Linked DNA regions of Homo sapiens: region 1 is linked to region 2. A link is a loop called in an ENCODE intact Hi-C map of the cell type or tissue named here. Cell type or tissue: Caco-2. All regions are shown on one strand. Links, peaks and the distances in the headings refer to the core of each region. The heading gives the core; the rest is flanking DNA.

The links. Peaks named below come from ENCODE experiments on the same cell type or tissue, not always from the same donor. Only the 100,000 strongest peaks of a DNase experiment are listed, where the experiment ranks them.
Region 1: a loop joins it to region 2, with 29 times the contacts of the local background. A loop is called at or near these places in 2 of 110 quality-filtered maps.

Annotation. Positions count from the first base shown.
Region 1 is chrX:112,758,855-112,761,779 of GRCh38, reverse strand. No RefSeq gene overlaps it. Among named protein-coding and RNA genes, the nearest start is that of MIR4329, 20 kb to the left of the region's middle. In Caco-2, for the core only: no CTCF peak of the experiment used is centred there; no DNase peak of the experiment used is centred there.
Region 2 is chrX:113,000,050-113,002,974 of GRCh38, reverse strand. It overlaps the pseudogene LOC124905274. Among named protein-coding and RNA genes, the nearest start is that of AMOT, 160 kb to the right of the region's middle. In Caco-2, for the core only: no CTCF peak of the experiment used is centred there; no DNase peak of the experiment used is centred there.

The sequences.
Region 1 (2,925 bases), core at 178-2,677, 240 kb after region 2:
AACATCCCATCACACTTAAGGTACATGCAGACTTGCACACAGGAGCCATGGAGGAAGTGGCTACAAATCAAGAGGAACAGAAACCCCAGCCTGATCTGCAGCCCCTAAACACAGGGAGGAGTAGTGTGTGGTATGTGAACAATTGGCGCCTGTATCCCCAGACAAGGATAGATGAAATTCAGTGTTGGGCTGGTGGAATCCACAACTGTTTTTTTAGCAGGGGGTCATTTGTGTTTTAAACTAAAGCCATATTTCTGAGCAAATTGCCGAATCCTTCTGTGGTAAAGCTGGCTAGGTTGAACCATGAGAAGCTGAGTCGCTGAAGCAAGGAACAGTCTGTTTCTTTTTTTAGTGGTCAAGTTCTGTGGAGGCCTTCTGTAGCAGATGGGATTATTTCTGCACCTTCCTCTGGTACGTTTCTCCCCCTGCTTCTCTAGAACTGGAAGTATAAATAGAAATTGAAGTCAATTTAAAAATTAAAATATACTTTTCTTTATTTGTAAATTATTGCTATTGCTGTTTTTGATTCTGTGCTCCATTGAGCAGATTTATTTCCAGGGATGCAGAGGAACAGGGGCTTCTTCAGACTACATCACCTTACAGGTCAATGCATGGGGACAGAACGAAAAACCACAGGCTTGGGGGCTGCTTCCTGCACAGGCAAAACTGCCTGCTGTCCTTGCTTCACCAACCTGCCTAGGAAAACATTTAGTTTCCAGATGCTATGTATGACAGAGCACTTGTTCTTTCTTATGGTCCATGTGACCTGAGCTACGGATGCCTCTAAGAATACAGTCAGAACTACTTTCTATAGTCATCGTTTTCAAGTAAATGAGTAAAGTTTAGGACAACAGGACAGGTGGGTGGTATAGGCTAGGAAAGATTCAGTGACATCTGCTGGCCAACCTTGACTTTCTTTAAAGCACTGCTTAAAATTCATTTGGGCAGTATCTAAAAATACAAATTCCTGGGCCTCCATTCCCAGAGGATATGATTAAGTTGGTCTGGCATGGGATCTGAGTATCTGCATATTTAATAAACTTCCCACATTACTCTGATACACAGTCAGGATTGAAAAGCCTTCTCTGTTTTCAAGAGTCTCCATAAAGAAGAGGTGGACAGAGTAGTGCAAAAATCCACATCACCTTTCTTTAGTTAGATCAGTTTCAGACCCTCAGGCTGCCAGGTTTTGAAGAGAAGCAGCTGTTTCAGGCAGATGCTTGATATGTAAGGCAAAATAAATGATCTGTCATGCTTGCTTTCAGATGAAGAAAAACGAAGTAGCATTTCGAGTTAAATGAAATGGAATATGCCATCTGAATGTTGCTATTTAAGGGACATTTATTAAATATTTAATAAGTCCCCACAGTGGGCAGAAGGGAGCTTTCCATTCTACTGTTTGTTTTAAAAAAATTGGTCCCATCCGTAGATGTTATACCAGCCACAGAACTTCAGCCCAATTTTTCATTCTTTTGTTTATGTATTCATATTTCCATACAGACCCATTCATTCATTCATCAAACCATGTACCAGAGACTGTGCTGGCTATGGGATTATAATGAGAAAGTCAAGTCTCTGCCTTTAAGGGTGCTAATGATTAAACAAACAAAAAAAAAGCAGCAGCAGCAGTCTGGCACAGATGTTACCAAAACAAAGTTGCATTTAGGGTGAACCATATATGGGCAAAAGAGGCAAAGGCTTCAAAGAAATCTATTTGTTATTATAAACCAACAGTTATGTAGTACAGTAGTCCCCCCTTATATGAGGGGGACACATTCCAAGGACCCCAGTGAACGCCTGAAACCACAGATAGTATTGTAGCCTACATATACTATGTTTTCTTCCCATACATACATCCCTATGGTAAAGTTATAAATTAGGCAAAGTAAGAGATTAACAACAATAACTAATAATAACATAGAACAATTAAAATGATATGCCAGCATCATCACTCTTGCCGTTTGGGATTATTATGAAGAAAAACAAGGGTGACTTAAACATTGCAATACCATGGCAGTTGATATGATCACCGAGACAGCCACTAAATGATTAACAGGTGGCTGACATCTACATGGACAAAGGGATGATTCATGTCCTGGGCAGGATAAAGCAGGATGGTGAGGTATTTAATCATGCCACTCAGAATGGCAGGCAATTTAAAACTTGTGAATTGTTTATTTCTGGAATTTTCCATTCAATATTTTTGGGCAGCAGTTGACCATGGATAACTGAAATCACGGAAAACAAAAGTGCTTAATAAGGGGAGATTACTGTATTTACTAAATACCTGGTTTGCTCTATGTGTCTTACATCTATTAACTCATTTCATCCTCAAAATAATGCTAAGAAAGAAATACTGCTTTCCTCATTTTACAGATGAAGAAATTTTGATGCAGAGAGATTAACTCATTTATTAAGAGGCAGAGCTAAGATTCAAAATCCTGTTCTTAATCGCTTTGCTACAGTCCCTTCTCCTTGATGTCTGAAATCCCCACCATTAGAGAATCATTGCTCTTAATCACTGTAACAACCAACAATGGTAGCATTTGTGAAATACTTAATATGTGCCAGGTACTGTTTTAAGCACTTAAATATATTGCTTATCTCATTTAATTTTTACAACAAATATCCCCATTTTAGAAGGAGGAAGCTGAGAATCAGAGAGGTTAATTCAGTTGCTCAAGGTCACACAGCTGGTAAGTGGCAAAGATTTGATTTGAAACAAGTTCTGTCTGAAGAGCCCACACTCAACTGCTATATCATATTGCCTTCCAGAAACTAGTGACACAATTAAGGCAATGTGATGGCAAGAGGGCAGTGATTAAAAACACGCACACTCCAGAGCCAGAATGCCTAGAATTGTACCTGCTCTACCACTTACAAGCTGTGTGACCATGATACAGTGTCCTCATCGAGAAAATGAGG
Region 2 (2,925 bases), core at 276-2,775:
TGACTTATCGAACTTATTTCTTCAAGTAAAATAAATTCTAAAAGCATTAAGAACCTTTACATGACATAGAAAATGGTTGATCTTTTGAGAGAAAATGGCCAGGCCAAAAAAAAAAAAAAAAAAAGAAAGAAAGAAAGAAAAGAAAAAAGAAAAAGATTGAACTACACAATGGAAAAAAGGATGCTTGATTTTGTTGAAATGACTATAAACTTTAAAATGAGAGACTCACAGCTTACAAAATGTCTCCTCTCAGATGCAATTCTTTTTTAAAAATTTAATCACTTTCTCAGCCGTGTACGTTTACAGTATATTCAAATGTAAATCAAATCACTAAGACAACGAAACCATTCACAATTTATAAACTGTGTCCATAAAAAATTCCATTTTGCCAATAATAAACAGGAACAGTCTCTGCATCACTTTGATTTCCATAAAGAAGTATTATCAGAGGTTGACACGTTATGTTCTTTTTTTAAAAAGACTATTTATTTATTTATTAATTTAGACAGAGTCTCACTCTGTTGCCCTGGCTGGAGTGCAATGGCCCAATCTCGGCTCACTGCAACCTCCGCCTCCCAGGTTCAAGTGATTCTCCTGCCTCAGCCTCCCCAGTAGCTAGGGTTACAGGCATGCGCCATCACTCCCAACTAATTTTTGTACTTTAGTAGAGATGGGGTTTTACTATGTTGGCCAGGCTGGTCTTGAACTCCTGACCTCAAGTGATCTGCCCACCTCGACCTCCCAAAGTGCTGGGATTATAGGCGTGAGCTACCATGGCTGGCCTATATGTTATCTTTTTTAAATAAAACATCTTATTAATTTAGACCCCTGGGACCCTTAACTATTATATCATGACTTTAGTTTTGCAAAGTCTGCCCACAAGTAGGTTTTTTTTTTAATGTATTAAATACCTAACGCTGCTATGCGAACATACTGTCACCAGATGGCAGTTGTATGCCACAGCCCTCAAGGTTTGATCTATAAGACATAAGCTAAGACTTGTTTCATTGAAGTAGAGATATTATCTTTCTTTTACCTTGTTCATATCAAAAGCATATAATAAACTTAAATAATAACGAAATCTGAAAACACTTTTTTTTTTTTTGAGACAGAGTTTCGCTATGTCGCCCAAGCTGGAGAGCAGTGGCATGATCTCGGTTCACCACAACCTCCACCTCCTGGGTCCAAGCGATTCTCCTGCCTCAGCCTCCAGAGTAGTAGCTAGGATTACAGCCATGCACCACCATGCCCAACTAATTATCGTATTTTTAGTAAAGACAGGGTTTCACCATCTTGGCCAGGCTGGTCTCGAACGTCCTACCTCAGGTGATCTGCCCGCCTCGGCTTCCCAAAGTGCTGGGATTACAGGCATGAGCTACCACGCCTGGCCTGAAAATGCCACACAAATGCCAAACAAGTGAACTCCAGGATGCAATTTTATTTGCACAACATATCTTACTCTAACCAAATACCAATGTTTCATTAGAATGCTAATCTTTATATCTGTTATCACTTCGACTTAATAGTTCTTCCTGATTTTCTTTTATCCTCAATTTACAGTCTTGTCCCACACCCCTCGCCCAACACTCAGTTAGTCAAACACCATATAGCCATGGCAGCCTAGTTATCCCAACTAAAGGAATAGCATCTCTTATGGTCTCTTCATCTCCCTGAAGCTTTCTGGTTCTTTTATTTTTCTCTGTTTCTTCCTCTTCGCTTAGGATATATACTTTACTCTCCATAGTTCCTAGAAAATGTATCTTCAAGTTTGTTTCTAATTTTAAAAATTTGTTTCATTTTTCTTGTTGAGAATAATTTACACTGCTCCATTGCTGGAACTGACTAAATCCTTTTGTGGTTCATGAGTGCGATGATTGGTTTTTCACACATATATGTGAGATGTGCCTCCCTCAAACCTTGTTAGGAGTAGAAGGTAGGCACATTACCTATCTGACGTGAAAAAAAGAAGAGAAAAAAGTAACATATCTAAAAGGTGCCCAAACAACCCAATTCAAAAATGGCAAAGACTTGAATAAATATTTCTCCAAAGACAATATACCAGTAATAAGCACATTAAAAATACTCAACATCATTAGTTATTAAAGAAATGCAAATCAAAACCACAATGAAATACTACATCATACCCACTGCAATGGTTATAAACAAAAAAAATCGAAAATAAGTGTTGCTGAGGATGTGGAGAAATTAGAACCCTCTTACACTGCTGGTGAGAATGTGAAAATAGTGCACCCACTACAGAAAACGGTTCGGTAGGCCATGCACGGTGGCTCACAACTGTAATCCAGGCACTTTGGGAGGCCGAGGCAGGTGAATCATTTGAGATCAGGAGTTCGAGACCAGCCTGGCCAACATGGTGAAACCCCATCTCTACTAAAAATACAAAAATTAGCTGGGCATGGTGGTACACGCCTGTAATCCCAGCTACTTGGGAGGCTGAGGCAGGAGAGTTGCTTGAACCCGGGAGGCGGAGGTTGCAGTGAGCTGAGATAGCACCACTGCACTCCAGCTTGGGCGACAGAGCCAGACTCTGTCTCAAAAAAAAAAAAAGAAAGAAAAAAGAAAATGGTTTGATCGTTTCTCAACAAGTTAAACATAGAATTTCCATATGATTCAGCAGTACCATCCCTAGGTATATACTCCAAAATGAATTGAAAGCAGGGACTCAAACAGATACTTGTACACGCATGCTCATGGCAACATTATTCACAATAACCAAAAGGTAACACAACCCAAGTTTCCATCAGTAGATGAATGGATAAACAAAATGTGGTATATACATACAATGGACTATAATTGAGCCGTAATAAGGAATGAAATTCCCATACATGCTGCAACATGGATGAACCTTAAACACACTATGCTAAATAAAATAAGCTTGACACAAAAGGACAAATATTGTATGAT